Linked DNA regions of Mus musculus: all the other regions are linked to region 2. Evidence: chromatin loops called from intact Hi-C (ENCODE). Cell type or tissue: gastrocnemius. All regions are shown on one strand. Links, peaks and the distances in the headings refer to the core of each region. The heading gives the core; the rest is flanking DNA.

Region 1 (8,438 bases), core at 140-8,139, 1.3 Mb before region 2:
AAATCTCACTGACAGCAAATATGCAATTTTCCTTGCTGTACCAGACCCATTTGATTCATTCTCAAGAACAAATGTGCCAGATGCCCAAGTCTGAAAGCGCCACTGTAGGGCCGGGCATGTGGCTCTGAAGCCCAGTGCTCACTTAGTGTGCTCACCTAGTGTGCTTGAGGCCCTGGGTTCACTCCCCTCCCTCTGCCCCCAGCACTGGGAACATAAGGAAACCAACAGTAAGACTAGAGTTTCTTCCTTCAAAGGAAAAATGGCATCTTGTGAGTTCTGCTCCCAGCACAGGGCTTCCCTTGAGGACACCAGCATCCTTTGAAGACAGCAGGGGGGCTATATACACCAGTGATGGTTTGTATATCCTTGGAGCAGGGAGCCGCAACATCTGAAGGTGTGGCCTTGTTGGAATAGGTGTGACCTGGTTGGAATGGGTGTGTCACTGTGGGTGTGGGCATAAGATCCTCACCCTAGTTGCCTGGAAGTCAGTCTTCCACTAGCAGCCTTTGGATGAAGACATAGGACTCTCAGCTCTGCCTGTGCCATGCCTGTCTAGATGTTGCCATGCTCCCACCTTGATAATGGACTGAACCTCTGAACCTGTAAGCCAGCCCCAATTAAATGTTGTTTTTATAAGACTTGACTTGGTCATGGTGTCTGTTCACAGCAGTAAAACCCTAACTAAGACAACACCCTATCAATCTCATGATATAGTAGGTCTTCAAGGGCAAAAATGTCACAAAGCTAGTGATCGTATTGCTTTATCAAGGACCCCCCCCACCCCCAAATGCTGTATGTAGCCTAGGATGGTCTCAGTGACTGCCAATTCATTGCCTTCTTGCCTCGGCCTCCTGCGTGCTGGGTTTACAGGCACATCCCTTTGCTTGCCTTACAGCTCAGACACTCAGAAGGGAAACAGTTCTGTCCGTTTCCACCGAGCAGCTGAGGCAGAGTGTTCCCACCACTGCTGTAATCTCGATGCCATTGTCCTGACTCGCACCCAGTCACTTTTACTGATGTTGCTTTTGTGTAATCTGTGCAAATATTAACTGTGGTGAGAAAACGCTAATGAACTCGGGTTTTGATTACGGGAAGAGTTTGACTACAGATTCCCTGAAATGCAACCTTACTCACAGCACCTTACTGCGTTTCCCGAGTGACTGATGGTAGATTAAATAATAGATACTTCGGTATCTGACAGATATTTTCTCAAAAATGAGTGAAATGAGCTGTCACTTCGGGAAAGCTGCTAAATTGCTACTTTGGAGGGACCCTGTGGATGCTGCATTGAGAGTACACAGGCAAAGTGAAGGAGAACCATTTGTAAGTGTTCATGCAATTAACATGTCAATGCCAATGCTCGGCTCCACCCCACTCTCCTCAGAGAGGAAAAGTTGCACTGTGAATCACCGCTTCAGAAAACTTGATACAGAATCCAAAGTGTTGCTCAGGTGAACTCTCCTTGGAGGCTGCAGCAAGAAAGCCTGAGGGGTAATGACACTTACACTAGAGAAAAAGAGGGCAGGCCTGGAGCTACAGAGCCGAGTGACACATGTGCTAAACCGGTGGCTCGAAACCTGTCTGTGGGTTTCGAACCCTTGAGGGGGGGGGTCAAACAACCCTTTCACAGGGGTCACCTACAAACACAGATATTTACACTGTGATTTATAACAGAAGCAAAATTACAGTTACAAAGTATCAATGATTATAATTTTATGGTTGGGGTCACCACAACATGAGGAAGGGCATTAAAGGGTCACAGCATCAGGAAGGTTGCGAACCACTGCACTAAACTCAGGAGTGCATCCATTCAGAACTGCAAAATTTGAGGCGGGACTTAGTAATTTAGTGAAAGGCTGCTTAAGCCGGCTAGGGTTTGTCTTGTAAAATGGCAAAGTCAAAGATTTTATTCTGTTTTATTAGCTTATTTATTTCGTGAACAGTGTCTGGCAGATCCGAACATATCCGATAAAAGCTGAAGGGTCAGTGTGGAAAGACGGGACTTAGTCCAGGAAATCTGCTGTGGACTGTGTGCTTCACACAGTCTCCACTCTCACTAAGACAGGTAATGCAGGAGAGGCAGATCACCGAGAGCATCGTCCTGTCACAGCAGTCTCAGCTAACGCTGGGAAGCCCCTGTGTGCTCAGCACTTCATTGTCTAGCTTACATAATTTCTATTTAACACATGCACGAGAGTCAGAGAAATGTATTTGCCCAGAGTTATATATAGCTTACTAGCCAAGCCTGGATTATTTATTATATTGCATTTTTATTGTTATCTGAACTGTATCATTATTATCTGAACATGTATTACTATTATTAGTTAGTCCTGGATGATGATGATGATGATTCAATACACCAGTTAGAGCTTTGTCAACAGCACAAATTAATGTCATCTAGGAAGGAGGAGCCTTGAGGAGGAGGAGTGTGTCAATGCCTCCATCGGATTGGCCTGCAGGTAAGTCTAAGGGGGCATTTTCTTGTTTAATTATTGATATAGGAGGCCACACCCATTGTGGGCGGTGCCACCCCGAGGCAGGTGGCCTTGGAAGGGATAAGAAAGGTAGTTGAGGGCTGGAGAGATGGCTCAGTGGTTAAGAACACTGGTTGCTCTTCCAGAGGTCCTAGGTTTGATTTTTTTGTTTGTTTGTTTGTTTTTGTTTTTTGAGACAGGGTTTCTCTGTATAGCCTTGGCTGTCCTGGAACTCACTTCATAGACCAGGCTGGCCTCGAACTCAGAAATCCACCTGCCTCTGCCTGCCGAGTGCTGGGATTAAAGGCGTGCGCCACCACGCCCAGCTAGGTTTGATTTCTTATAACCTACGATAACTCCAGATGATCTGACGGGCTCTTCTGTCTGCTGTGGGCACCTTCATGCATGAAGGCAAAGCATACACACACATAATAAGCAAATAGCATTTGAATTCATCTTTAGAAAGAAAGATACAGAAAGGTAGCTGAGTGTAAGCCTACTCTCTCTGCTTGACTTATAACCTTCACGTTCCTGTCTTGAGTCCATGCCTGCCTAACCTCCATGGTAGGCGATAAACTGGATGGGGAATGTACCCTTCCCTCCTCATGTTGCTTTTGGTCATGGTGTTTATCACAGCATTAGAAAGCCAACCAGAACATTGCTAAGCCTGGATTCTCAATAGTAACTAAGTCTGGATTACAGCCAGTTATTCTAGCTGCAAAGTCCAAATCTCAACTATATAATCACCCCCAAGTAGATTTAATGTGGGAAAATACTATTGGGATAATTTAGTACTTTTTGTTGTGGTAGGTAGTAGTTCTTTGGTTTGGTTTGTTTGTTTCCAGATACAATCTCACGGTGTAGCCTTGGCTGGCTTGAAACCTGCTATGTAGACTACACTGGCTTAGAAACCACAGAGATCCACCTGCCTCTGCCAGGACTGAAGGTGTGCACTGCCACATCTGGCTCAATTCATCAGTTTTTATCTCAGACTTTAAAGATACACGTGTTTTGTGCTGCTTTGTTTTGGTTTTTGAGACAGGGTTTCTCTGCATAGCCTTGGTTGTCCTAGAACTCTCTCTGTAGACCAGGCTGGCTTCGAACACACAGAGTTCCATCTGCCTGTCTACCGAGCGCTGGGATTAAAGGTAGAAATATGAAAACCTTAGAGGCTTGTACCAAGGAGTATGAGACCACATGAAATATCTCATCTACATAAACCAAAGCTGTATGAATCTTTATCAGTTAGAGTGGCAACACTCATGGTGGAGGAAATAATTTTGTAATGACAATTCTCATTTAAGGATCAGAAAATGAAGTGCATCTCAGAAGCTAAAAAGCTGTCCTAATACGTTTAGTTGTTTCAGGCATTCTTAGAGTAATGTCTGTGTTGACCACTGGAGGGCAGTATAGGATAGGAGTTACTTTTTTAGAACCGCTCTGCACAAAGGACTCCTGCTGACTTCAGCAAGGAATCAAGTTTCTTTGCCTAAACTTGGAAACTGCTCTATACCACACAGCACACCGGGCCAGTTTCCATTAGATAAACCCACATCATCCTTTTCTGTTATAGACCACTGCGTATGTTGTTGTTTGACTGGTTTGGTTCTTCTAGACAGGGTTTCTCTGTGTAACAGAGTCCTGGCTGTCCTAGACTTGACTATGTAGACCAGGCTGGCCTCAAAGTCATAGAGATCTGCCTGCCTCTGCCTCCGGAGTGCTGGGATTAAAGGCGTGCCGCCAAGCTCAGCTTGGTGTTTTTTTTTTTTTTTTGAGAACGGGCCTTGCTACGTAATTTCTGCCCTAAGATTATAGGCCCGTCCATCATGCTAGGCTCAAGACATCTCAACTATGGCCCTGCTTTCTAAGACAGTCTTAGGTTGCCTGGTTTCTGGTCTTGAACTCCCAATCTTCCGGCCTTTGACTCCTGAGCTCTGAGGTTGCAGATCTGTACCGCCACACCTGGCTATCATTTCTTATTTCTTACTATGGATTAAAAGGCTCTTCAGTCTCTGGCGCCTGTTTTTATACAGCTAGAAAAGCAAGTTCTAAGTCCTAGAATGGTAGCCATCACATCTTCTAGGATTTGTCAAGTATCACTCTTCCAATGACTTACATAGTATGATCTCATTTAATCTCAGCAGACTTGGGCAAGTTATGACATTAGACCAGTAGGCAAACACATTTGCCTAAGAATTTCATGAATTCATCATTTTTAATAGGTGAGTAGTACTCCATTGTGTAAATGTACCACATTTTCTGTATCCATTCCTCCGTTGAGGGGCATCTGGGTTCTTTCCAGCCTCTGGCTATTATAAATAAGGCTGCTATGAACATAGTGGAGCATGTATCCTTGTTATATGTTGGAGCATCTTCTGGGTATATACCCAGCAGTGGTATAACTCGGTCCTCAGTCCTTTTTTTTTTTTTTTTTTTTGAGGAACTGCCAAACTGAGAGGAAATGTATCCTTAAGATTGTCCTGTAGGTAAATCTGTGATGAGGTGTGTGGGGCCCCGCCCATTGTGGGTGGTGCTGTCAGTTGGCTTGTGGACCTGGAGTCCATAAGAAAGCAGGCTGAAGTGCTGTTGCAGGGGCCCATGTTGATGTGAGTGGCCTGTGTGGCGCCCTGAGGCAGGGTTGTCCTTCACGAATGCCTGATAGCCACTTCTAGAAGGCCCAGCAGTGACACTTTGGTTCATTAAACAGGGTGTCCTCAAGAACTTGAGTGCTCTTATTTTCCAGAGCTTAGCCAGAGAAGCGTCTGCCTTCTTTCATGGAGGTCCACATAGTGGTAAGCACAGGTCCAAAGCCATCAAGATGGATATCCCACGACACCTATGCTCTTCTCGGGCTTCTGCTCCCACGGAGCCATCTGTACTGACATTTTCTTGAGGGTCATAGAGCTCGGCAATGAGGATCGACCCTCAGGGCTCAACACAGAGCAAACTGTGCTAACCAATGAGAGTTTGATTTCTTGGTCTACACCTGGCCCAACTGGCAGTGCTGTGAATAGATGCCAGCCTCTTGATACTGTCCCTTGGCCAGCTGTGGTACAGACCCAGGACTATCACACCCTTGGGGAAGAAGTGCAAGGACCCATGAAGGAGGCGCTGAGAGATCTGGTCCTTGTGCAATCCCCAGTCACGGGTCGGAAGCTCCTTGTGAGACTGCTCTGCAGCCTCTTGGCACACCTTTGACAAGGAAAATACAGTTCTCAATCATTAAAAACAAACAAATAAGCAAACAAAACAAAACAAAACAAAACAAAGAACAAGTCCCAGCCCTGCTCTGCATCTGGTTGCTAAAAGAACCCGCTGACTCTTCTTGTGCCCAGCAGAGGGCGAACGGGGGCTGTGCAGCATGGAAAAGTGGGGCCTCCCCTCCCTTCAGGGTATGCCACCATTGTCTGTGTCCTGCAGGATTCTACAAGGTGGAATGGGTAGGCAATGTCTATCATCTTTTCCAGGGGAGCCTTACCCTCTTGGAATGGAAATGACTGAGTCGGGAGCCCTGGGCTGCTTTTTGCAAGCCGGTAACTCATAACACATCGCTCCACGCCTACAAAAAGATTGTATATTAAAACACACCTAAATACACCATTTCAAAGGATCATCATGAGTGTGGAGTGGTCTAGTGTTCGTGTTTGACACTAAATGCTCCGCCATTGATAAACCCCTGTTGTCTTTTTTACTTTTTGACAAAATCTTTTGGAGCTAAGGCTGGTCTCAAAATGCAAAATGCCCTTGAGCTTCTGGTCCTCCTACAACCTACAAGTGCTGGGATTATAGGCACGTGCAACCATGCCTAGTTTTCTGCAGTGGTGGGGGATGGATGCCAGGATTTCACGCATGGGTAAGCACTTCCAACCGAGCTGCATTACCACCTCCAGTACCACCTTGTGACATAACATACACACAGGTTTCTTTCCAAGGGACAAGGCGTCCTGCCCTCACTGATTTGTGGCAAGTTCTCTCTCACACACTACACTGATGTCGGGCTCTTCAGGGGGACAGTGGTTCCATCTGGATAGCTGTGTCAGAGCAGTAGCAGAACACATAAGATTCTAGAGTCTAGAAATTTCCATGTTGGACTTGAATAAGTCCCCATCACCTCCTTAAGCTTCTGACTCCCTTGGACAAAGAAATTCCGGTTTGGTTTGGTTTGGTTTTCTTCTGCAAACTTCTCTTCAGGAACAGCCAGGACACACAGGAGTTCTGCATTCATTGTCTTCTGGAACTGGGTTGGCCAGTCTAGGGTGTCCTTCTGCCCTGGAGGGCACATGAGTTTCTTCCAGGCCTCTTGCTTTCTTCTGTGTTGAGGAGTGTGGAGCCATCAGCACCAGCCCCAACTCTAGCAGGGTCTCCCACCTCTCCCCATGACAGACCAGGAGTTTGGGAATTAGCACTACATGTTCCCACAAGGTGGGGGAGACTTTCTCACTTCTGAGTCCGGAGGCTTCTTCTGCATATTCTAAGAGCTCTATAGGTTCATCCTCACAGGGACCCAAGGAATTGAAAGAGGACAGAAAGGCATAGAGTCACTCTCCTTGGGAGGCCCCACGTCCGCCCCAGAGACCAGCAACCAACTCTGCAAACAGGGATTTGCCTAGCATCAATCCCAGCCTGGGACTCAATGCCTCTGGACCCCTCTGCACCGAGACTTGTGTGCTGGCAGCCAGGGCCTGTCTCCTAGAGTTCACAGCCTGTCCTTAGTCAATAAACACATTAAAACATGCAAGCACATATGTAAATATATGACTTCACATTCACAGAGTCCAGCCTGGCTGTGGATTAGGCACAAGGCAAAGATGGTTTCTCTTTGTCTTTGTTGTCACTGAGCTGGGTAGGTTTTTGTTTCTATGTTAAATAGTCTGAGCTGGAGGCCAGCAGCTATCTCTTGAGGAGCTGGGCATGTAGAATATTTCAGGCTTACCCCCAGGAAGCTGTGGTATCCCTCGCAAATGGAACCAGCGGTGGTAGGGGGGGTGAGGGGGTTGTCAGCTTGGTCAGGAGCTTCCACCATGAATATGTGCACACGTCCCACACCAGAGCTGGTGTGAACCCATTGTCAGCAAAGCCTGGAGTTATCAGCTCCCCCTAAACATCTGACTCTAGATCACTTTCCTAGGGCTGGCTTGGTCCTCCCGAGTCCCATGACTTACCTCCAGGAGTAGGGACTTGGGACACTGCCTTCTGTCCTCTGCTCGCATCCCTGAAGAATACGGCCTTATATGCTAAAGTGTGTTCAGTAATTTGGACTCATGTGGCATGGGGCACACTCCTCTGTGAACATGCCAGGAGCACCTAGATGAGGGAGGTGAGCCATGGGCCTTCCCAGTCACCAGAGAGGAGGTGCCCCAGGGTGATAGCTCTCCAATAGGAATTACATCTCAATGGCCAGGTGTGCAATGGAGATGGGCATGGAACTAGAAGCGTCAGGGCGGCATGCAGGAGAATTAGGCAGAGAATCCCTCCAAGCCTTCCAGGTGGAGTGATGGGTTAAATGAGGGAGATGTAGCCCTGTTTGCCTGTCTTCTATCTGCGGTTTGGAGGTATGGACAGGTCCTGGGAATCTCTCAGACATCTTAGAGCTCAACCTAGGAGGTCTGAGTCTCCTTCTGCTCAGACAGTCTCACTCCTGTGCACTCAATGAATATGGAGAAGGAGGTCTGAGTCTCCTTCTGCTCAGACAGTCTCACTCCTGTGCACTTAGTGAATATGGAGAAGCCAAGATGATGTCTACATAGAGCCTTCAACCATTTGTTTGGTACAGGAAGGTGCTCTGCATGTGACTAAAAGAACAATGTCATCACCAAGTCAGCCAGAAACTCTCCAGTCTACCACTACCATTATTTGGTGTTTTGCCTGCCAGATGTACTAGTGCAATGGTGTCACATCATTTGTAGGAGTAACCAATCAGTATCTGATTTGACCTAAGGCTCACCCTAGAAGAAGGAACCCATA
Region 2 (8,438 bases), core at 104-8,103:
CCTTTCTCTGCTTTACCATAAAACCCAGCTTCCCTGCTTGCTCAATTTTACATGCTCAAGGGCAAAAGAACTTTAGGGGTCATAAGCTGAAATTATATGGTTATTTAGATGCCAGAATTCCTTAGGTAGAGATAAGCCTGTACCAATTTTAGGATGACAAATAGACTCAGGAAGGAAGAAGACGGCAATTCTGTTTGGGAAAAAAAAAAAAACCCTCAGAAAAATATGAAGCCCAGATCTTTAAATTATAGATTTTTTAAGATTAATATTTTAATAAAAGAAAGAAAAACAATGCAAAAGATAAACATTTCCCTCCATTGTCTAAAATTCACTTTTTGCATTTGTACGTGTATATCTATGTATGTATGTGTGTTTATATGTGTGTGCTTGTGTGGAGAAGCACCCAAGATAGATGTTGGGTATGTTTCACGGTCTCTTGAATATAGACCTACCAGGTGGGCTACTATAGCTAACCACCTTGGTCTGGGCCCCCAGTCTCTGTTGTGCTTATAGGCACCACAGTTGCCTGGCATATTGATGGCACAGGGCATAAGGACTCATCGTCACCTTTGTATTGCAAAAAGTTTTCTCACTGAGCTATCTCCTTAGCCATCCAATCTAATATATTTAAAGGACCTCCTCTAGTGTTCATAAAATAACTAAGGCTCAAAAGGTAACTAAATTAAGGACTAAGGCCTGTACATTTCCCCAAAGAAACTCAGTGTCTCAAAATAAAATCTGTAATAGAAGCTGGAATAGTTATAGAGCTCGAGCTCTGAATAAACGTGGTTGCCTTGCCTGTTACTGTAGCTGTTAGAATGGACGACTAATGAAGTATGTCTTTGCTCAACATCCAGTGAGATTTTTGAGTCAGTGGAGGATGGTTTGATTTAGAAAAACAAGCTGAGAAATCACCCGACCAACCAGTCAATAATATCTTCCCCCAAAGACTGATAATCCTTCAAAATTAAAAATTAAAAAACAAAAACAACCTTACTTTCTCACAAAACTTTACATGCATATGAACATACTGGATATGTATATGTATGCGCATGTGTATGTATATGTATATGGGCATATGCATATAGCTGTGCGTATTCAGATCAGATGTCTTTGGCTACAGTAGCACTGTGAGGCAGGACAGTGGTCTGCTGAAGGATCCACCCACTTACATAGGATTCACTAACAAGAACAGCATCCTAGGACTGAGAAATGCCCAGACTTTAGTGATGCCCATCTTTGTAGGTTTGTGGGGATGTTTCCAGAAAGGAGTGGGGGAACATAAACCCACCTTGAAGGTGAGTGGATGTAGTGGAATTGTCCCCTAATTAATTGATTGGATAATAAAGATGACAAGAAGCCAATCTCTGGGCAAGGAGAAGGCAGACAGTCTGTGTCCAAGAGGGACATAGAAAGAGAGGGGGAACTTTCTCTAGCTCCTCCATTGGGGGGCCCCAGTGGAGGAGCTAGAGAAAGTAACCAAGGAGCTAAAGGGATCTGCAACCCTATAGGTGGAACAACAATATGAACTACCCAATACCCACCCCCCCCCCCAGAGCTCGTGTCTCTAGCTGCATATGTATCAGAAGATGGCCTAGTCGGCCATCAGTGGAAAGAGAGGCCCATTGGTCGTGCAAACTTTATCTGCCTCAGTACAGGAGAACGCCAGGGCCAAGAAGTGGGAGTGGGTGGGTGGGGGAGCGGGTGGCGGACTTTTGGGATAGCATTGGAAATGTAAATGAAATAAATACCCAATTAAAAAAACAAACAAAAAATGAAAGAAAGAGAGGGGGAGGAGAGAGGGAGGGGGATGGGGGGAGGAAGAAGACGAACGGGATCCAAGAGGCTTGAAATTGGCACAGATAGCTATGGATATTATAGAAGAGCAATAGAATAATACAAGACACATTTGTCCAATCTAGGGGGTAGCTTATATTAGTATCAATTGAGTTTTGAGTTCTTTGTGTGGGCATTTTGAGGGCTGAGAATTTAAAGTTCTATAAATGTGACTGATAAATTACAAGCCTGTGGAGCCTTAATTATAAGAGGCTAGTGGTTTAGGGCTAGCCTCAGGGGCTAGCAGCGGGGAGATGGCCTGGGAAGGTATGAGTGGTTCAGGGGCAAGTGAACCTTAGGAAACTGGGCGGACTGCCACTTGGGGATGGCCATGGGGGCGGGGAGACCACTGTTTCCGGTGAGTAGCTGGTGATAGTGTCGATTGTTTTTTTAATAATTACATACTGCAAGTCCATGGTCTGGAGCTGTGAACTGAATACAGATGGAAAAGGAGAAAGCCAGCTGAGCGTTCAGATTTCTGCCTCTTGGACTGCCGAGATCAGAGAAACTAGATGTGACAAGGTCCCACTGACAGGAAGCCATACTTTGCATTCCCCAGATCACCACTGTGTCTTTCATGGATAGACTGTATCTCCTCAAGCCATGAACCCAAATAGCCCTTTCTCCCTTAAGTTACCACTTGCCAGGCATTTGGTCCAAGTCATTTGAAAGATAAGTATTAAGTTAGCAAGTGCTCAGAGCCAAAAGTTTTGGCCTCCATAGTTAGGGAATGTTTCTAGTTGGCAGGAAGGCTGTATCAGAAGGTTTATCAGGCATGGCTTATCTAGAAAACAGAGTGTCATATTTCATTACATATTGCTGCTAAGGAGCATGCTCAAATTCAGATGTCTATTTCTACACTTATAGATTTTGATTTAGAAATAGAGACTCAAGGCCCAGAACTTGGTGTGTTTCACCAGTACCGATAATTCTGAAGCAGGTGGTTGTCTTAAACAGATCCAGTCTAGAAATTGAGTTGATTCTTGCTTCTCCTCCCTGGCTCAGACCCTTCAGCTTAGACCCATTTACATTTTTTTCATCTGCTCCTATTTTGATGAAGCCAGTTTTAGAATAATAATTTACTTCTAGCATGTACTTACTGTTATTCAAAATAGTATCATTTGGCAAAGTGGAAATGATTTTGGGAAGATGGAACATAAAAAGCTTTTGAAAAGACAACCAGATCGTCCGATGGACTATTAAGCAGCAAGAATAGATGCGGCTGAGGCAACGGAGGATTGTAGCAAATGGTCTCTGTGAGGAAGTGACTAATGGGGGCTTGGGGAGCCAAGGGGAAAGGAGACAGCATTGTGCCCCAGTCAGGAGTTAGATCAAGTGTTTACTCTGCTCAAAAGCCTTGTGACACAGGGGCAGCCAGGTGCCTGGATCATGGCCCTTCGAACCACAGGCCTTTATTCACTTAAGTAGAATCCAGGCCAGGTGGCTTCTGGTTTCCAAGCTGGGAAAGGGCATCCAGGAAAAAAGTTGTCTGGAGTTACAGGAAATCTGCAAGCCTTGGTATTGGCATGTTTGGTCAGAAAAGCTGAGCGACAGATATGTGTTCCTCATTATTAGAGAGACATGGGGTGTTTAGTGATCTAGGATGGGTTCCATCAGGAAAAGCCTTGGGTCAGCACATGGGATGCGACCAAAAATCTGAAAGAGCGGCATACAGGTCAAGAGAAATGTTGGCTCCCTTCTTTTCCACAGCGATGATTTTAGTAGAACAAACAAATAAGCAGATATACATAAATTGGCAGTTGGATAAAACATGCCAAGAAACATAAAGACCAGGAGCAGAGGCACAGGAATATTGTCTGTAGTCTGTTCTCGCTGTATTTGAATGCAGACATTCACACTGTGTCGTAAGTACTAATTTTTTTAAAAATTTTTTTCTTTTAGTACTAATTCTTATTAGCAGAATTAAGAAAAAATTAGGAGGGGGCAAGCAGTTTCAGTCAGCCCTTTGAAATACAACTTGCAAAGGAAAATCTCGAGATACTTTTGGTAAATCTAGATTTACCTTTGGTATCCTGCCTTGGTCTCCACTGTCTCTCGATTTCCCTCTGGCGGTCACTGCCGGCACTACACTGATATATTTTCCCCAGGTCTCTGCAAAAAGTCCATCTAGGGCTCTTGGAAGAAAGACTGCCTTGGGTGTTATTTCCTGAATAAGCCAGTTGTTTTCAAGTACTCTTAGCAATGGCCCCTTTACTCAAATAGTATCTCACCCAGAAGCCTAGTTCATAAAACAGAGAGGGAGGAGGAAAGATATGTGCACCTGGCCTCCATCTGGAAGCAGTTCTGTGAGACAAAGCTGAGTAAACCACTGGGTTGGACTAACAATACTAATAGACTAGCGTTAGACATTTTCACGGACATGTTTTCGTTTCAGAAGAGCTGTCTTGACAGTAGTCTCCCTTCATCAGCGCTCTTTAGGTTGAAATTAGCAAAAACCAAACTCCAGCTAGTCAGAGAAGATAGAACTCTTCTGATTGCAGATCCTGGCAGGGAAAAGGTGTGTTCTGAAGTAGAATACGTGTAAAGACTTAAACAAGGAACGTCATTCTGCCTTTGGCCAACTTTCTGTCCTTCCCCACTACTCATCCCAATCTAAGGAAAAGAACAGAAGGTGGCTCTGTCCAGTCCCTACATGTGATCCTGCGTGACAGTCTCACTGAGTTCTGTAAGGAATGAGGGCATCCGTAGTTCTTCCTGTAAAAGAAAATTCAACTACCTTTTGTGTTTTAATTATTGGAAGGAATAGATAATATCAAGTCAAAACAGAGGTGACTGGGGATCTCGACTGTTTTATCTTCAGCTTCATTTCTGGGTTCTTGGTTCTCTCTTCTTTATAATCTCTGTTTTGTCTTTAGGGTGACTTCACATATGCTAGGATGGCTGCGGGGGACCTTGAGGATGGATGCTTGCGGTTCGTATCACCCAGCAGAAGTCTGGAGCTGGGGCTTCCCTTTAACTGGTCTGTTCAGGAGCACACATATGTCTGAGGTGACCCTGCTGTGAAAGACTGGAGAATGACTGGCCTACACAGAGGGTTCGGTGGATGTGTTGCCCATGAGCTGGAAGGAGGAAAGCAAGAAATGGGGAGTGAGTGCTTTTTGCTGTAGTGAGAAAGCCAACTTCACAAAAAAAAAAAAAATTGGAGCAGTCTGGGCTTGTGAGAAAAGAAATATTAGAAAATGTGTATTTATGAGGATTTTTTAAGTCCCATTTTGTTAGCAAGAAGCACAGAGTCTGGCGATGATTCATGATAATATCCCATATGCTATTATATATCCCATAATATCCCAGTATAAGTATGTATAGCTAGAAAACAAATAAAGTAACCACAAAACCCCAAAGCAAGTAAACAAATCCTCAAATATTCCAGCCTAGACAGGATTCCAACCTGGTCATTAACTTCACAATGACTTCATATGTGACCCAATGCAGTCAACACTGCATAATACCAGCCATTCTTAGTGCCCTTTTCAGACACATTCTGAATCAAGCCCTACCCTTTCTCTCAGAGCCTAATAAGAACCACACCTTGAGCGCTTCAAATAAGAAAGAGTTTTAGGCATAGGTTACATTCCTTGTTCTTGAGGAGGGTCCCTATGTGTAAACTAAACGTGCAGACTGCTGGGTTGACCAAGCTGGGAACCTGGAGAGCAAATTTTACTGAATTTTCATCCTAGCTCAGAGCCGAGTGCATTACCAAAGGGAAGAGGAAAGATACTCAATGCACAGTATTATCAAGGCTCCCAAGGATTCTAAAGGGATATCTAAATTGGCTAAGTAGCAAGAGAGACTTGCCAGACAAATGGCAGCTCTCAGACTTTATGTCTTTCTCTCTCTCTCTCTTTTTTTTAGGGAATGAGAGCTTTTGGAATTCCCCAGAGGAAGCAGCTGCCTTCTTCCAAGCCCCAGGAAGCAGCTCAGTGCATGGGAGGCTTCCTTGGGGTTCTCCCTCCATCCTTGGTGGCAGGATTTGCCCTTCAGGTTCATCCATTTCCTGGGGATTATCTCTGCATAATTACTCTGTGATCCAAATAGTTGATTAGAGACACTCCAGTCCTCTCTTTGTCAACATGGTACGCTTGTGGCTGCCAAACATGACAGCTTTTTTAAATTATTAAAATGTTTGCAGTGGTAGCATTTAAAATGAATTTCAGGGCAGTGATAGTCACATTGTGAGAAAGTCATATGTGTCTATGTGAGAAAGTATTCCCCCTTGTGATTTCCCCTTTGTCCCAAAGATTCGTTCAAAGCACATCTAACTGTAGAACTGCACCAAAGTTTGCAGAAGTTTCTTGACCTTATCTCTGTGGACTGATGAGAGTATGGTTTGTGTAGCTGTGAGTGTGTGTGTGTGTGTGTGTGTGTGTAGAGGAGACACTACCCAAATTCCCATCATTCCATGTCTACTTTGCTTTGTCAACTCCAGAGTCACCAAATCCAAAGGCCGCTTAGCATATGCTATGGATAGTTTGAATGTTTGTTTCCCAAGGCTCATCTGGTAACTTCCTCACTCTATAAGGATATGGCCTTTGGGAAGTGGGACTAGTATCTTTATGGGAGACATCAGAGAGGTCCCTCATCTCTCTGACATGTGACATTAGAGTGAGAAGATGAGGAAGAGGGTCTTCACCAGCCACAGACTCTGCTGAGAACTTGATCTTTAACTTCTTAGCATCTAGAACTATGAACGGTAAATTTCTGTTATGTAAAAATTGACCCAATCTGTGTATTTTGGTATTTTGTGATGGCGGTCTGAAGTGAGTAATTCAGTACATACCACTGGTATGTGAAACCTTTCTAAATAAATCTCAGTCGTTTGAGAGTGTTCATGTTGCCAAATTCTATTTCTGATCCGAGTGTATGTACAAGTTCATGCGTATATGCACATGTGTGTACATACACACATACATACATACATACATGAGTATATATGTATGTGGACGACAGAGGTTGCTATCAGATACCTTTTGTTAGTTGCTCTCCAAGTCCGTGTTGTAATAAAGTATCTCTCATAGAACCTGGAGCTCAGCGATTCATCGAGATTGGCGGCTCGGTATGTTCCAAGGAACCTCCTCTCTCTCTCTATTCCCAAGAACCAGAATTACAGGCATGCACTGCCACACTTGGCTTTTTACTATGGGTGTTGGAATTCATAACACAGACCATCCTTGCCAAACTATTTTACTGATTAATCTGTCATTTAGGTCCCTATGTCTGAGCTTATGAGGAGTCACAGAGAAATTAGAGGGAGAAAATTAAACAGAAAGAGACACCATTGTTTTTTATTTTTCATTTTAAAAAACATTTCCTTTGTCTTTTGAAAACGTCCTGACCGAGGTACACTGACCCACAGATAGGGAGAGAACTCACTGTCTTTGCCATGGCTTATCTCTCCCACCTGGAGATCCAAAGATGGTGACTGGCCACAAACGCCGAGCGATGCTGCCGTCGTATTGATTTGTGGTCAGCAGCGGCTCCGCTTCCTCTGCTTTGTGACATCATTTTCCTGTTCATTTCCCACAGTTGCATATGTGGGTTTATGGGATGCAAACTAATCCAACAAATGGAAGAAATTATGCATCGTGTCAGAGAGCTTTCAGGAATAGAATTTGGAGCAAAGGAGCCAATATTTGACACATGAAGGGGGGGGGGGGGATGAGATAATGGGTGGAGAATGCTTCTCAACCCAAGATGAAAGAGTCCTGTTCACCGAATGTGTGAGTGGTATGGGGGTGTTCCTTAGCACCACGGCTTTTCACTCTCCTCAAGATGCACTTGTGGGTCAGTGGACATGTTTGACTAATGGACACATGTTCATTCCACAATACCCAAAGGGTTGATCAAGATTGAATATCCATCAGCAAGACTGAGGAAGGCTTCTTGGAGGTAATGTGGTGTGGTTTCAATGAGCTGTAAAAGAATAAAATTCCAGAAACTATCATAATGAGACTTTGGGATGGAGAAAAAGAAAGTTTAGAATGTTCTGTTCAGTCAAAAAGCTTTTATAGACAAACCTCTGTTCTAAGCAACTGGGATTTCTGAAGTCACCAACTGGAGCAGCTTCCCCCTTCCATGATTACTGCATGCCTGCAGAGTGTCGTACGTGCCTCATGACTAATGCTCATGTACTAAAAGAGCCCCTATTCTTTGCTGTCTTATCAAGTTGTGTGAAGCCCCTCTGGGAAGTGCTGACTGAAGGCTTCTTCTGTAGTCCCGGCGTTTTAGCATCTCTGAACCAGAACTCTGGCCTTCTTACCATGCATTTGATTGCTGTTTGATGTCCAGTCATGACTTAGGATCTCCGTGCATGAGACACCATAGTGCCAGCAACCAAGAACACTTACATGCTATGCTACCTGCTTGTCCAAAGCCCACTTATCCAAACAAGTTTTACTCAGAGCTTGAAGGACTGTACAGAAGGGTGAGCTCTGGATGCCTTATTATCATGTGGCATCCACAGAGACTCAGAAATATCAGAGTCACATGGAATGGAGCCATGTTTGATCATGAAAATATCCACTATTAGCAGTAGCAGAGATAAGAAAGCCAGATTTAAGTATCAAGTTACCAAACATATCTAT
Region 3 (8,438 bases), core at 357-8,356, 410 kb before region 2:
ATATATATAAAGAACTCAAGGAGCTGGACTCCAGAAAATCAAATAACCCCATTAAAAAATGGGGCTCAGAGCTAAACAAAGAATTCTCGCCTGAGGAATACCGAATGGCTGAGAAGCACCTGAAAAAATGTTCAGCATCCTTAATCATCAGGGAAATACAAATCAAAACAACCCTGAGATTCCACCACACACCAGTCAGAATGGCTAAGATCAAAAATTCAGGTGACAGCAGATGCTGGCGAGGATGTGGAGAAAGAGGAACACTCCTCCATTGTTGGTGGGATTGCAGGCTTGTACAACCACTCTGGAAATCAGTCTGGCGGTTCCTCAGAAAATTGGACATAGTACTACTACCAGAGGATCCTTCAATACCTCTCCTGGGCATATATCCAGAAGATGTTCCAACCGGTAAGAAGGACACATGCTCCACTATGTTCTTAGCAGCCTTATTTATAATAGCCAGAAGCTGGAAAAAACTCAGATGCCCCCCAACAGAGGAATGGATACAGAAAATGTGGAACATTTACACAATGGAGTACTACTCAGCTATTAAAAAGAATGAATTTATGAAATTCCTAGGCAAATGGATGGACCTGGAGGGCATCAACCTGAGTGAGGTAACACAGTCACAAAAGAACTCACATGATATGTACTCACTGATAAGTGGATATTAGCCCAGAAACTTAGAATACCCAAGATATAAGTTGCAATTTGCAAAACACATGAAACTCAAGAAGAACAAAGACCAAAGTGTGGACACTTTGCCCCTTCTTAGAACCCTAACCCTAACCCAATTCTAAGTCCCTACTAGTCCTTCTAATCTTTTCCTTCCCTCAATTAACTGAGGTAACAACAGAAATAATAAAAATTTAAATGTCATTTTAAATATTAGGACATTGTTCAAAAACGTTCTTTGCAGTTGTTTATTTCTGTTCCTTCAAGCTAGCAGTGAAGTCAGGTTTCAAGTCTTCCCAGTCAGTAGAGTCTTTTGTGTTTACTCTTTGTATAGTCTTCTGTAATGATGCACGCTCCTACCTAAATAGAAAAGAATCCTGTGTGGTAATGAAGCCATTAATTTAGACTCTCTCTGGCCAAGAGTAAGAGGTGGGGGAGCATTGTAGCATCGCTAGAAGCCATAAAAGAGAAAGTAGAGTATAAAGATTTGTTTGTGGTTCAGAGTAGTGATTTACATCAAGACACCAATGAGCCTGTCTGCAAATGAGCTCATTCGCTTTTCCTAAAATCGGAGATTTGCTGAGGGCTATTTTAAAACATTAAGATTGTAACCTATTACTTCATACAAGCAAGATAAACCAGGTCCTGGCCAAGTGACAGTAACTCGGCTTTCTAGCTCTGTTTTATAACAGCACCAATGCCAACCACGCCAAGCCATGCTTTTCCCAATTACTTTCCCAAGCCCGTCTAATGTGTGCCATGCTGTTGTGTGTGTTAAACACTAGTGATAATAATGTAAGACAGCCATTTAGAAGCAAATATCTGGCATTTGCTTTAGTGTGCATGGTCCCCAAATTTCTGTCTAAGAACAATGCTGACTGGCTCGTGTTCAGCTAGCTTTTAAGTATTAAGCACTAAGGAGTTATTTTCTTTTTGTCTTTTCTTTTTATTTTTATTTTTCAGTGTGTCTTGAGGCTAAGTCTTGTAACACTGGCTTGTGCTGGAACTCACTAATTGCAACCCCCTTACGTCTGTCTTCCAAGGATTGAGACTATTGACATGTACTATCATGCCTAGCATGTCCTCTTGTGTGTTATATTGTTGCACAGTCTCTCTCCTGTCCTTTCTTTTCAGTAGTCACAGAGCACCATATGTGTGCCTTTCCCCATCATGTTTGGCAGACGTTCAATAAACTGAGCCTCAGAGACAGAATTGAGAGGAAATTGAAGATATGAACTGAAAACAGAGAGGTCAAAGATTCCTGAAATATACAGCATTAGGTGTTTTGAGAACTGTAGGGACAATGCTGGGCCAATGCAGGACCCTATCTACGCCAGTAATAGTCTAGAGAGCAGAAGGGATTTGAGAGCAGGGACAGGTCAGCCAGGAGTAGGTATCCAGAACTAATCTTCCCAGGAAGGTAGAATGAGGTCTTGCTTGCCTGGTGAGGGGGCAAGGGCGGAGCCTAGATTTCACACCCAAACATGATGGTGGAAAGGCAATCATACGGTGTTCCATGACTACTGAGAGGGAAGGACACTAGGAAGGCTGGGCCAATAGCATGTATGGGAGGATGTGCTAGCCATGAAGGCGCATGCCTATGGAAGACAAAAGGAAAGGACTCTTAGAACCAATGAATTCAGGCAAGCCAGGGCTACATAGCAATACACATGCCCAAAACACATAATAGGTTTCAGCCTTTTTCTTGAGAAATTATTTCTTACTGCTTTGATTTTAGTCATTTGCTAACAGCATTGCTGGTACAAGATTCTGCAACACTCAGAGTCTGTTTCTTACCTCGCACTTATCATTTTCTCAGGAGTTCAAGAGGATCTACCAATTATAATCTTCTCACTTTCTCCTCTACAACACTTCTTTTCCCCCTTCCTAATAGACTCTCAGACCTGGAATTACATATTTCGTTCACCTTGACCAATTAAAATCCGAAAGTCAGGAAGGAGGAAATGGCCCTAAGTCACTAGTGACAATTGACCAGGTGAATGCTTTAACATAACATATTCAATTTACTCTCCTTCCAGGAGCTTCTTCCTCACCCTGGACAGAGCATATGCAAACAAAACTAGCTATTAATGAGCCCAATACAAAACTTTAAAGCATTATGACATTTTGGGGATTTTTTGTTTTTGTTTTTTAGTTCATTTGTTTTTGTTTCTTTGTTTTGCAATTTTTTGGTACATCAGTTGTATGGTTCTCAGACGTGAACTTTGAAGATGATAGTATCATATCACAATGCCAAAAGTAGAATTAAACCTATTGAACATACTGTGGCATGTACAGTTAGTCACAGGCTTATTCCAGAACTTGAAAATTAGCCATTCATTTTAGGATGCATTTAGGTGGCAGGTCTCAACTTAGTGGTTGTGACCCCTCTGGGGTTGTATATCAGTTATCCTGCATAGCAGATATTTACATTATGATTAGTAACAGTTGCAAAATTACAGTTGTGAAGTAGCAATAAAACTTTTGTGGTTGGGGGTTCATAACAACATGAGGGACTATATTAAAGGGTCATAACATTAGGGACAGTGAGAACCACTGCCTTAAAATGTCTTGGTGGGGTTAGGCTCCTATTTGCCTCTGTGAGGTTCACTCTGATGTACAACCACTCTGGAAATCAGTCTGGCGGTTCCTCAGAAAACTGGACATAGTACTACCGGAGGATCCAGCAATACCTCTCCTGGGCATATATCCAGAAGATGCCCCAACTGGTAAGAAGGACACATGCTCCACTATGTTCATAGCAGCCTTATTTATAATAGCCAGAAGCTGGAAAGAACCTAGATGCCCCTCAACAGAGGAATGGATACAGAAAATGTGGTACATCTACACAATGGAGTACTACTCAGCTATTAAAAAGAATGAATTTATGAAATTCCTAGCCAAATGGATGGACCTGGAGGGCATCATCCTGAGTGAGGTAACACATTCACAAAGAAACTCACACAATATGTACTCACTGATAAGTGGATATTAGCCCCAAACCTAGGATACCCAAGATATAAGATATAATTTGCTAAACACATGAAACTCAAGAAGAATGAAGACTGAAGTGTGGGCACTATGCCCCTCCTTAGATTTGGGAACAAAACACCCATGGAAGGAGTTACAGAGACAAAGTTTGGAGCTGAGATGAAAGGATGGACCTCGTAGAGACTGCCATATCCAGGGATCCACCCCATAATCAGCATCCAAACGCTGACACCATTGCATACACTAGCAAGATTTTATTGAAAGGACCCAGATGTAGCTGTCTCTTGTGAGACTATGCCGGGGCCTAGCAAACACAGAAGTGGATGCTCACAGTCAGCTAATGGATGGATCATAGGGCTCCCAATGGAGGAGCTAGAGAAAGTAGCCAAGGAGCTAAAGGGATCTGCAACCCTATAGGTGGAACAACATTATGAACTAACCAGTACCCCGGAGCTCTTGACTCTAGCTGCATATATATCAAAAGATGGCCTAGTCGGCCATCACTGGAAAGAGAGGCCCATAGGACTTGCAAACTTTATATGCCCCAGTACAGGGGAACACCAGGGCCAAAAAGGGGGAGTGGGTGGGCAGGGGAGTGGGGGTGGGTGGATATGGGGGACTTTTGGTATAGCATTGGAAATGTAAATGAGCTAAATACCTAATAAAAAATGGAAAAAAAAAAGAAATACATAAAAAAAAAAAAAAAAGAATTTGAAGAGCTCTTGCTCTCTTTGAACCTTTGTAGTGGTTGTTATTGCCCCTGCAGGATGTGATGTGCAAACCCTTTTACCAATCTAAATAATGCCAATCTATCCTGTGGCTTTTTCTTTTTCTTTTCTTTTTTTCTTTTTTTATTTTAGACCTCATGTGTTATAGGAACTTCCCACACAACCCAACTAGGAAAGATGGGAATCAGAACTTTTGCAAAATTCTTTTACCCTCCTCCTGTTTCTTGAGCATGGCTCTATAAGACTACTGCCCATTTATCAGCACAATCCCCTCATTGGATTATTCTAGGAGAGCAGGCCAGTAACTGCCCTGTGTGCTTATTGTAACTCTCAATATACTCTATGTCAGTGTATTGGTTGCAATAAAGATGTCTCCCTACAGCTCCCATATTTGCACACTTGGTCCCCAGTGGGTGGTGCTGTTTGGGAAGGTTTTGGAAGTGTAGCACTGCTGGAGGAAGGATCTCACTGTGGGGCAGGGTGGCTTTGAGGGCTTAAGGTCTCCTGTTAGTGTCAGTTTGCTCTCTGTTTCATGCTTGAGGTTTATTATGCAAGCCCCCAGCCTCTTGTTTCTGTTGTCATGCCTGGTTCTTGCTGCCTTGCCTCTGATTCAGGGTTATGGGCTCTTGTCCTTCAAAAACTGTAAGCCCAAATAAGTCATTTTATTGTATACATTGCTTTGTTATTTTATCAAAGCAACAGAAAAGACACGGGCACATTCAGAAAGACTTAGTTCTTTTTTTTTAAAAAGATGTATTTATTTTATTTATGTGATTACATCATTGATCTCTTCAGACACACAAGAAGAGGACATCAGATCCCATTACAGATGTTTTTGAGCCGCCATGTGGTTGTTGGGAATTAAACTCAGGACCTCTGGAAGAGCAATCAGTGCTCTTAACTGTTGCGCCATCTCTCCAGCCTAAGACTTAATTTCATACAAATGAATGAATACCTGTATTTACCTATACTTATCACTTATATCTAAATATGCCCCATAAATGTGTATATAGATCTAGGTATATAGATAGATGATAGATAGAGCGATTGATTCATCAATAGATAGATAGATAGATAGATAGATAGATAGATAGATAGATAAACAGATAGACTGTGTGTGTGTGTGTGTGTGTGTGTGTGTGTGTGTGCGCGCACGTGCACATAAACATGTACAAAGCAGATATGGTGGCATGGTAGATGCCCAGAGTCTATAACTTAGACTAAGCTTCTGGAAGACACACAATGAACATCCAATTAAATGATTTTCTTGATGAATTCTCGCTTACTGTGTAGAATATCTTCTTATTTCTTCCTGACTTCCTCTTTAGAATGACTTTCACTAGTCTCCTCCTGTGTCATCCCTCCCGTCAACAGAACAATGCATGATTTGGGGGTCACAGGTCATCCATTTTACACACCACCTCAGACACAGCTTGCTTTCAAACCCACGTTGATTTGAAATATCCTGAACTGGAAAGCATGTTTTCCAATAACCCACTCTATCCTCTGTTGTTTGTACCGTTGGTGTTTTACGTTTGCTAGCCTGCTGTAGCTCGAAGCCCATTGGGAGGTCTAAACGGATCACTTCTTCATAACCTGGAAAGTGTGGCTCTCTGGAGGACCGTGCTCTCAGCTTACCTCATGCGCGTACTTTTGTGAATCTGTGAAGGAAGATTTTTCCAACACAAGTTGGTACCCACAAGAAATAGAAGTGGTGAAAGTAGTGTAGATATAAGATATTTATTTAGGGATAATGCTCACTGTTTTCTTCCTGTTGTCTTGCCCATCAGCATGGGAACTCTGGGAGGTCCCTATCTTATCTCTCAGGGGCAGGATGATGCCTTTTAAAAATGTAAGGAGAATCCATTGCTCTGTACAAGCATACAGATCTGCTAGCCCAGCCAGCACAACAATGACGCGCTGATGCCAAAGGACTCCCACACTTTCTCTCCATGAGTAATTCAGCACACTCCACTGTCAGTCAGCTAGCAACAACGCTCCCCTCTCCCCTTAGTATGCTTATATTTCCAGAGTCTTTCCCACCACTTCTCAGGCTCAGGATACATTCTTTCCCTTCCAGCTTGATAAACTGGAAAGGGCAGCAAGATTACTTGATTTCTCTTACTGGATAAAAGCCCTTTTCTCATACAAGTTATCCTGGACCTTGCTGCCTCTCAGACTCTGGCTCCAGAGGGACCGGTGTTGCCTGCTCTGTCCTGAATGCCTGTGATCCCACAGTAATAAGTAGAGTGAGATACTTGCACTCTTGTTAGGGTTGCTGGTGTGCAAGTGAAAGCAATTGCCGAAGCTACTTGACATCAGATGAGACATGTTCCCTTCCAGAATCTCTGCTGCAAGTGAAAATATTTATGAGTTCCTAGGCTGTTTCTCAGACTGTCGTGCCTTCTACTTAATCATAAATAATTTATAATGCTTTTGTCGGGGGTGGGGGAGGACAGATACAAAACAGGGTTTCACTGTGTAGCTCTGGAACTTTGTGGACCAAGCTGACCTTGGACTCAGAGATTCCCCTTCCTCAACCTCCTGTGCTGGGATTAAAGGTATGAACCACCACTGCCAGATAATACTTCTTGTATAGTCCTGAAATGAAAGAGACAGCTACTACAATCTATCTAGACATCATTTTAAAAAATCAATATAATGCACTAAAACCAAAACAAACAAAAACAAACAAAACAAAACAAAAACTCTAAAAGAAATAGAGGGAAATGGTTTCTAGCAGGTCACCAATGAGTTTCCTGATGTAAATGCAAAGGATTAGTATTCTAGAGAAGGTAGTCGATAGGGGGGGAGGGGCTCTATTTATTAGCTAAGTCAACATCAACCTCTAACAATGACAAGGGTGGATGGTGGACATGCTCAGCTTGGAGAAATCCAGGATTGAAACTAGCCTCAGAGGTACCATGATCAGGATGATAGTTTTCATGAAAAATGTGATCAAATTCAAATAAAATAAAGAGCAGTCTTGAATGGGAAGGTTTGGCAGTAGGGTGGGCACCTCTTCTGCCCTCACATAATATGAACACTTTTTTTAATGGATACAAATCAGCTCTGGAACATTGACAAGTTAGACGGGCTGCAAAACAGGTTGTTGTTGCTGGTGGTTTGATTTATTCTGTCTGGACCTTTCTGGCAAGCTTTGGAACCGCTGCACTCCTGGAGACGGGATTAGTAAGAAATCAAACTCAGCAGTTTTGTTATCTTGATAACAACAACAACAACAATCTTCTGTTTGATTGCTTATATGTTGGAAAAGGGATGACAAAGTACTCATTGAGAGCCATGTCGCCATCGCCTGTCAGCAGGGAATGTGGACAGAGTGGGATAAGATGTGGTAGGTGTGATGGGGGTTTTGTTTGACATTTATTGGGACCCAAGATGCTTCAGTGTTGCTGAAGGGATGTAATGTGCTTCTGAACTCCATTTCAGAAACTGGGCCTGAGTTGGGCAGCCTGCAGAGGCTAAGTAGCCTCCTGAAGGCCAAACAAGAAGGAAGTAACGAGAGGAGCAGAGTTTGGTTCCATAGCAGGAACATTCTTGGCTCTGTGACTGAACAGAAAACGAAGAGATGGTCAGTACCACACACACAGCCAAGAGGCCCCTGCCTGGAAATTTCAAGGGGGTTCCCAGCTGAGCCGTGCCAGATGCATGAAAGCCCGGTCTGGGTAGAGAATGTCAATCAAGCTATTCACAGGCTCCAGCGGAGGGAGGTCCTGTCCACTGCTGTGCGGCAGAGTCGGAATCTTGGCCCGAGACCCAGCCTGGAACAATGCCACTCTCTATGGGATTTTTCATTCTTTCTCTCTCTTTTTTTTTCCGTTCTTAAAAAAAAACTTCATTGTTTTCCCCTTTATAATAGAAATAATAGATGTTCGTTGTAAAATGTTCCTACAGTGTAAAGATGCAAAAAGCAAGAAAAGACAATTCTACAATTCCATCGCTCAAAATTAATTACTGCTTACATCTTTTGCTTTGGGATTTTTCCTTGTGTATATAAAAACATTAATTTTAAAAGACATCACA

What was found. A loop is a pair of places that touch in the nucleus more often than their neighbours do. Peaks named below come from ENCODE experiments on the same cell type or tissue, not always from the same donor. Only the 100,000 strongest peaks of a DNase experiment are listed, where the experiment ranks them.
Region 1: it touches region 2 in a loop (9-fold over the local background); 7 of 42 quality-filtered maps call a loop at or near these places.
Region 3: it touches region 2 in a loop (3-fold over the local background); 2 of 42 quality-filtered maps call a loop at or near these places.

Annotation. Positions count from the first base shown.
Region 1 is chr10:13,012,850-13,021,287 of GRCm38, forward strand. No RefSeq gene overlaps it. Among named protein-coding and RNA genes, the nearest start is that of Sf3b5, 8.6 kb to the left of the region's middle. In gastrocnemius, for the core only: CTCF peaks have their summits at 3,867 (motif pointing right) and 5,805 (motif pointing right); DNase peaks (open chromatin) are centred at 3,904, 4,149, 5,063, 5,582 and 2 more places.
Region 2 is chr10:14,317,799-14,326,236 of GRCm38, forward strand. It overlaps Gm40603 (a long non-coding RNA gene), which reads left to right and starts at 4,633. Exons shown (of 2, transcript XR_871462.1): 1 at 4,633-4,768; 2 at 5,710-6,682. In gastrocnemius, for the core only: a CTCF peak has its summit at 3,903 (motif pointing left); a DNase peak (open chromatin) is centred at 3,912; H3K27ac peaks cover 255 bases.
Region 3 is chr10:13,909,079-13,917,516 of GRCm38, forward strand. No RefSeq gene overlaps it. Among named protein-coding and RNA genes, the nearest start is that of Gm22995, 25 kb to the left of the region's middle. In gastrocnemius, for the core only: a CTCF peak has its summit at 4,806; a DNase peak (open chromatin) is centred at 8,112; H3K4me3 peaks cover 261 bases.